Linked DNA regions of Mus musculus: region 2 is linked to region 1. Evidence: chromatin contacts called from ENCODE POLR2A ChIA-PET data. All regions are on one chromosome and are shown on one strand. Each heading gives the region's core, a stretch centred on a gene start or an enhancer-like site at or near the end of the contact. The rest is flanking DNA. Distances are from core to core; before and after follow the strand shown.

Region 1 (3,119 bases), core at 455-2,954:
ATATGTAAGTACACTGTAGCTGTCTTCAGACACTCCAGAAGAGGGCGTCAGATCTTGTTACGGATGGTTGTGAGCCACCATGTGGTTGCTGGGATTTGAACTCCGGACCTTCAGAAGAGCAGTCGGGTGCTCTTACCCACTGTGCCATCTCACCAGCCCGAGATTGACTCTTACAAGCTGTCCTTTCTCACACACACACACACACACACACACACACACACACACACACACACACACACACTAATAACAAAAAAATTTTAAATTTAAAAAACACAGACTTGAAGGTTCAGTCACAGAGGGTTAACAAGAACCTTTATAGGCCCAGCAGGCTGCTCCCTGGAGCTCAGGGTTGGGGTGTCTGATGTTACTCCTGGCCAGGAGACATTACCTCCCACCTTGTTTAGGAAGGAAAACTGAAGGTCCTGGAGAGGTGATGGCCCAGGTGGGTTTAGGTCCCAGCATCACTCAGCCCTTGTCTCAGCCCTGTGTTGCTGACTCAAGCCCTACTGCCCAAGGCAGCTAGTTGCCCAGGAGGTCCAGGTGGGATGTGCAAAGAGTATTTCTATCGATTCTCAACTTCTCCTCTGACTGTTGTATCTCCATAACATAGGATTATATTGGTACAGTAGTCTAGTATATAATTGATAAGCTTATAATTTGTATCTAAATTACATAAGATTGTTATATAAGATAGAATTTATAGTTCTGTCTGTGTGCACACCTCGACTCTGCCTTTTACTGCAAAGGGAGTGTAATTAGGAAAGCTCAGAAGGTGCAGGGGAGGCCTGGTGCACGCGCACGCATGCACACACACACACACACACACACACACACACACGCACACACACACGCACACACACATGTGCACGCACACACTCTCACACACATGCACATACTCTCACACACACGCACACACGTGCTCGAGCACACACACACACACACTCACACACACACACACACACACACACACACACACACACACACGCTCTACTCTCTGGTCCTCCTGGTCCCATCATCCATCTCTTCTCCTCTCTGCCATTCTCTCCTGCCTTGGCTGCGACAGTGCAACTCCCCTGCCTCGCAGCCTCGGTCCCTGAAGACTGGCAAGCTTTCATGTCAGCAGCCCGGCAGAGTTGGCTGAGGGCCCGTCCTTCTCTGGCACCTGCACGTTCAGACACCTCCTGTGATAGCTCACTCTTTCTCTCCCGTATGGGAGACTGAACTTAGGGCCTTGGAACCCCAGGCAAGTACTCTGCTACAGAGTTATCGCCTCAGAGCTCTTTGAGACACTCTCATTAGGTTTCCCAGGCTGGCCTCAGAGCTCTCTGGAGCTCAGCCAGGCTTTGAACTTGAGGTGCTCCTCCCCTCCCCAGTGGCTTACAGGTCTTTGTCACCGGGCCAAGGCCCCAGATCCTCTTTGAAGCTATCCTTGATGCTTCTAAGTCCTCAAGTGCTCTGCAGGTACATTTAACAGTGTATGGAAGTAGCTCACTTAGCTCGATTGCACTACGTGCCTTGATGCCAAAGCCCGGATAGTAGTGAATGTTCTGGGTAGAACATTCTGGAGGGGCACTCAGGGTTACCTGGCATGCCTTGAAGGAGGCTGACTTACTCTGCCACTAGAGGGGAGATCTTGGGCCTGGTGAGTTTAATCTCTCTTCACAAGGTCAGGTCTGCCCACTCCACTAATCAGCTTGAACGTCCTAATCCCTTCCCAGGAACTTCAGGAAACACAGCGGTGGCTTGGGAGAGGTAGGCTGGCCATTGTGGCTCCCCGGCCCTGTGGCCTTCTTCAGCGGAGTTGGTCGTCGGTGGGGATGGGGCAGCTGAGCCATGTGCACCACCCTCTTCCTGTTCAGCTTGGCCATGCTGTGGCGCCGTAGATTTACCAACCGAGTGGAACCGTGAGAAACTGATGGGGCTGTGGATTGGGGTCGTGGGTGGGAGGGACCACCAGGGAGAGTTACAGACAAGCTGGTCTGGAAAGGAATTCAAAGGACACCCTGGAGGGGTCCCTCTTGGAGCTAGTGGTGTGGGTTGGAGCAGCCAGTGCTGTGCTGCTGGACTGTGGTAAAGGGGTGGGGCAGGGGCTGAGCACTGCCTACAGGTTCTCTTGCCTGCTCTTCCCTTCCAGAGAGCCCAGCAGAGTGGACGGGACAGTCGTGGGCAGCGGCTCAGACACAGACCTTCAATCTACCGGCAGGTGAAAGAGAGTCAGGAGTGGGGAAAGTAGTGCTAAGGAAACTATTGGTGTGTGCGCCTGTGTTTGTGTGCGCATGCGCGCACAGGCACTCAAATACCGAGTTCTAGCCCTAGCCCTAGCCCTCACCAGTCACTCCTTGTGTAGTGGGCAGGTTAGGTGGCAGAGGGAGTCCTTGCTCCTCTTTTCTGAACCAATGCTGTGTGGCTTTGCTTCTGTGATGTGAGTGTGGGGCAGTCCCCAGGAGGACCTTCTGTTGGAGGAGCAGGGAGCAGAGGGAGGAGGCAGGAGCCACTCTGGGTCGATTTGCTGCTCTCTTGTCCTTGGCCCTCCTCCTCCTCCTTCCTCTGCCACGGACGGGCTCTGCAGCTCCGTTGCCTGAACCTCCAGCAGGATTCGCTGTCCAGTCCCCAATAGAAGGCGCAGGAGGTGCATGACGTCATCGACACTAAGTGTCATTGGCTGGGCTGCCCCTGCGGGCAGGACGCTGTCTCCAATGGCCTGAAAGTTAACTCTTCCTTAGGTTGCAGCCATGTGGCCTTTGGGGAGGCAAAGTTGTGCATTCTTCCTGACTTTTCCTTCCCTGGTTTTCCAGAGTCTCCACGCCCGTCAAGACACTACAAAAGTGTCAATTTAGTACCTATGTGTAAGGTTATGTCCCGTGGACTCCCTAGCATGGGCAGGATCCCAAGATCAACTCTCACTTTTAGTGAAAACAAAGGGCAAAAAAGATCTCCCGGGCCTTCAGGATTTGGGGCCCACAGGAGGAGGGTGTCCTTACTAACTTGGCTCAAGTCAGTGTGGGCGGGTAAACACATACCATGCCCCCTAAAGCTGGAGTTGTGGACAACAGCTGCACAGCTGCGGAAGCACAGTGGAACTGGGAACTCGTGCTAGCTGTACTCTGGGCTGCATAGTG
Region 2 (3,108 bases), core at 591-3,090, 200 kb after region 1:
GCAAGGGAGGGTTAAAAGAAAAAAAAGGTAGGGGGGCAGGGTGGGGCTGTTTCCAAACAAAAACTTGCTATCAGAAATTAGTCTACACTTTGTAAGATGTTTGAAAATGAAACGTTTGGCAGTTGAGGATGTTCTTAATCAGCTACTTAGGGCCCTTTCCTTTAAAAAGAAAAATAGGACCAAACAATTTAGAGTTAAAGACACACTATCCTTTCCCCACCCGGTGCGGATCAATACCTGTAACTTTCTTTTGGGGTTCCAAAAGTTCATTGCTTCTTAATTGCAATTCCTTTGCCACATCCATTAGAGTAAGAAGTCCCAGTCAGCACAACAACAGTTGCACTGAATGTTTTTCTCTATGAGGATAGTGCATCTTTAACATTTAAAGACAAACCTGCTCCAATACACGCCCACAGAAACTGGTCCCTGGAGGATCAGCCAAATCAGTTAAAATCTGCAATACTGGCCAATATTCTTTGATAAAACAGGAGACCGCAGCTTTAAAGGGGGAAAATGCAGACGTTGGATAAAAACAGCAAGAAATAGTCATTTTCATTAATAGGTCTCAAACAGCATGAAACAGCCATTACTATCTAAGCTTTACACAATCCTCTCTGCAGACCCCTCTTCAGCATCACTCCCAAAGCTGAGTAACTTCAGAGCAGTAGTACTCTTAACACCAGGAGTCTTTATGCTAACAAGGCTCAAAAAACCTACTCCATACCCCACGGGAGTTAGGGCGTGTCTCAGATTCCCGCAGACATTACCATTTTCTTAGGAAGAAACTGCTCCCTCTTCTTCTGGAGACTTGGGTGGGCTCTTGGACCGCGACCTAGACTTGGACTCTCGCTTCGACACGGGCGGAGGGCTTCTCGATCGCGACCTGGACCTTGACCTCGAGCGGGATCTGGAGACGGAGGAGGACTTGGACTTGGATCTTCGGGCAGATCTGGACTTGGAGGTTGATCTGGAGCGCGAGCGAGTGCGGGACCGAGACTTGGAGCGGCTGTAGCGGGAGCGGCTTCGCGACCTGGACCGACTCCGGCTTCGAGATCGGCTGCGCCGGCGTCGCCGAGGGCTGCGAGTGGGACGTGAACGAAGCGACAGGGTGAGCTTGCAGGCCGCCGGTCCCGCCCCGCCCGCCCCGCCGCCATTATCTGGCTGCCAGGCGCCATTTCCCTTGCCGCGAGGCGGGGTCTCGCACGGAGTGGCCCGGCCCTGCTGCCACCCCGGCCGCGAGGGAGGGGCTGGCTCCACGTGCTCCGCGTACCTTTGTGCCCGTCCGCCTCCCGCTCCGCCCCGGGCCCCGCTCACCTGCGGCTCCGCCGCCCGTAGCCGCCGCCGCCGTACCGACGGGGTGGCGGGCCCCGGCGGCTGTGGTGCGAGTCGGGCGGGCGGCCGTAGCGCGCCATCTGCACCCGCAGCTCGCGGCCGTCGAGCACCGCCCCGTCCATGGCGTCCATGGCGTCTTCGGCGTCGCGCTTGTCGTGGAACCGGACGAAGGCGAAGCCCCGGGACTCCTTGGTGTAGCGGTCCCGCGGAATGTACACGTCGCCGACGCGCCCGTATTTCTCGAAGACGCGCCTCAGGGTGTCGGGCGAGGTGCGGTAGGTCAGGTTGTCCACCTTGAGGGAGGTCATGCCCTCCACATCGGGAGGCGGGCGGCCGTAGCTCATGGCTGCGAAGCGGCGCCGAGACCCTAACGCCCCGGACAGGCCCTCGCTCTCCGGAAACGCAGCTCCGTCAGGCGCTCGGTAGCTACAGTCCTCGTGGGTAGGGAGGGAGCCGCAAGGCCGCCGCAGAGCACCCGAACCTGACGGACGCCTGAGCAGCAACTAAGCGAGCGGGCGGGCCCCAGCGCGCATTTATACCCACCCTTACAAAATGGCGCCCGCGCCACCCGGAAATGAATCTCCTGATTGGCCCATTCGGCCGTGTTGCGTAACGTCGCCGCCGCGCGCCCCGCCCCTCCCAGGTGCGCCTGCGCACCGCGCGGCGGGCGGGCGGAAAGCGCGCAGTCACTGCGGTGGGGCGGGGGAGCAGCCAGAGAAGGCAGTTAGAAAGCCCGCCAAATGCTCTACCGTGGGTGCGTCCGCGAGAGCGCGGGGAAGGGGAAGAACGAGGCTCTATGGAGGGAGAAAGAGGAAGCGCGCCCCACCAGAGCCCCGCCCCTTCCCCACGCCAATGCCCGGGCTCCACGCGCCGTTCCGCCCAGCCTTCAGTCCCGCCTGTCAGAGCCGGTTCTTGCGCTCTCTTTTGCCTCTCTGTGTCCCGGGGCCACCTCACGTTCCCCTCTCCCGCCGCTCCTGACTGAGGCTCGCTGCCTTGGTTTCACTTCTCGGGGCCTTTGCTCTCTACGAAGGGACGGGTAGTGTAGACCTAAAGTACGCGCTAGCCACAGCGTGCGGCCGTACCCTCCCCTCCCCCCACGGGGCGCCGGGACTACATTTCCCGGCGGGCGCTGCGACCAGACTCTGGTCAGCTGACCGGTCTCGTGATCTGCTGTGAGTCAGGCCGGGAGGGCGGGCCCCAGCAGCTGCTACTGCTCGTCCTTGCCCCGGATCCCGTTCCCTGCAACTGGAGTTGCGGCGGGTAGACCCCGGGTCTCCTCTGCACTCGGTCGCGTCCCCGGAGGGTCCCGACTGTACCGGTGGGGAGAGATTTCCCTTAAACCCACGATTCCCATCCCAAGATTGGAAATCGGCAGTCTGGCTTCGTGGTTCTCTCATCTGGTTTCTTCCCTCAGGGCTGTCAGGGGGTTCGACTGGAGGAGAAGAGGTGACTGTCCTGGGCCGCTGCTGGCCTCTGAGCAAGCGGAGCCAAAATGTCCCCGGAGTCTAAAAAGCTTTTCAACATCGTTATTTTAGGAGTTGCCTTTATGTTTATGTTCACCGCCTTTCAGACTTGTGGAAATGTGGCGGTGAGTTGGAATCTGTACTCCTTCCTTTGAATGCCCGTCTGAATGCATTCCAGCTGTGACAATAAACGTTTATGTCCGCTACCACGCCAAGATTGCACCTCCTGTTTTTCAGCCTACCCTTTCTCGTTTTCTTAATTTTGTGTATCAGATATTTCGCGTTTACGTGGTGTTAAACACTTTCGTTTAAT

Evidence for each region. ChIA-PET counts read pairs that join two places held with the same protein, here RNA polymerase II (POLR2A).
Region 2: POLR2A ChIA-PET joins it to region 1 with 16 read pairs in embryonic stem cell. The contact joins the promoter of Srsf2 here to the promoter of Prcd in region 1. POLR2A ChIA-PET finds 5 or more read pairs at or near these places in 2 of 5 experiments (Patski and embryonic stem cell).

The regions. Positions count from the first base shown.
Region 1 is chr11:116,655,404-116,658,522 of GRCm38, forward strand. It overlaps Prcd (photoreceptor disc component), which reads left to right and starts at 1,705. Exons shown (of 5, transcript NM_001163318.1): 1 at 1,705-1,904; 2 at 2,135-2,203. The coding sequence starts at 1,834.
Region 2 is chr11:116,851,254-116,854,361 of GRCm38, forward strand. Srsf2 (serine and arginine-rich splicing factor 2) reads right to left here and starts at 1,841. Exons shown (of 3, transcript NM_011358.2): 1 at 1,315-1,841; 2 at 768-1,078. The coding sequence starts at 1,676. The coding sequence ends at 775. It overlaps Mfsd11 (major facilitator superfamily domain containing 11), which reads left to right and starts at 2,747. Exons shown (of 13, transcript NM_178620.4): 1 at 2,747-2,920. The coding sequence starts at 2,825.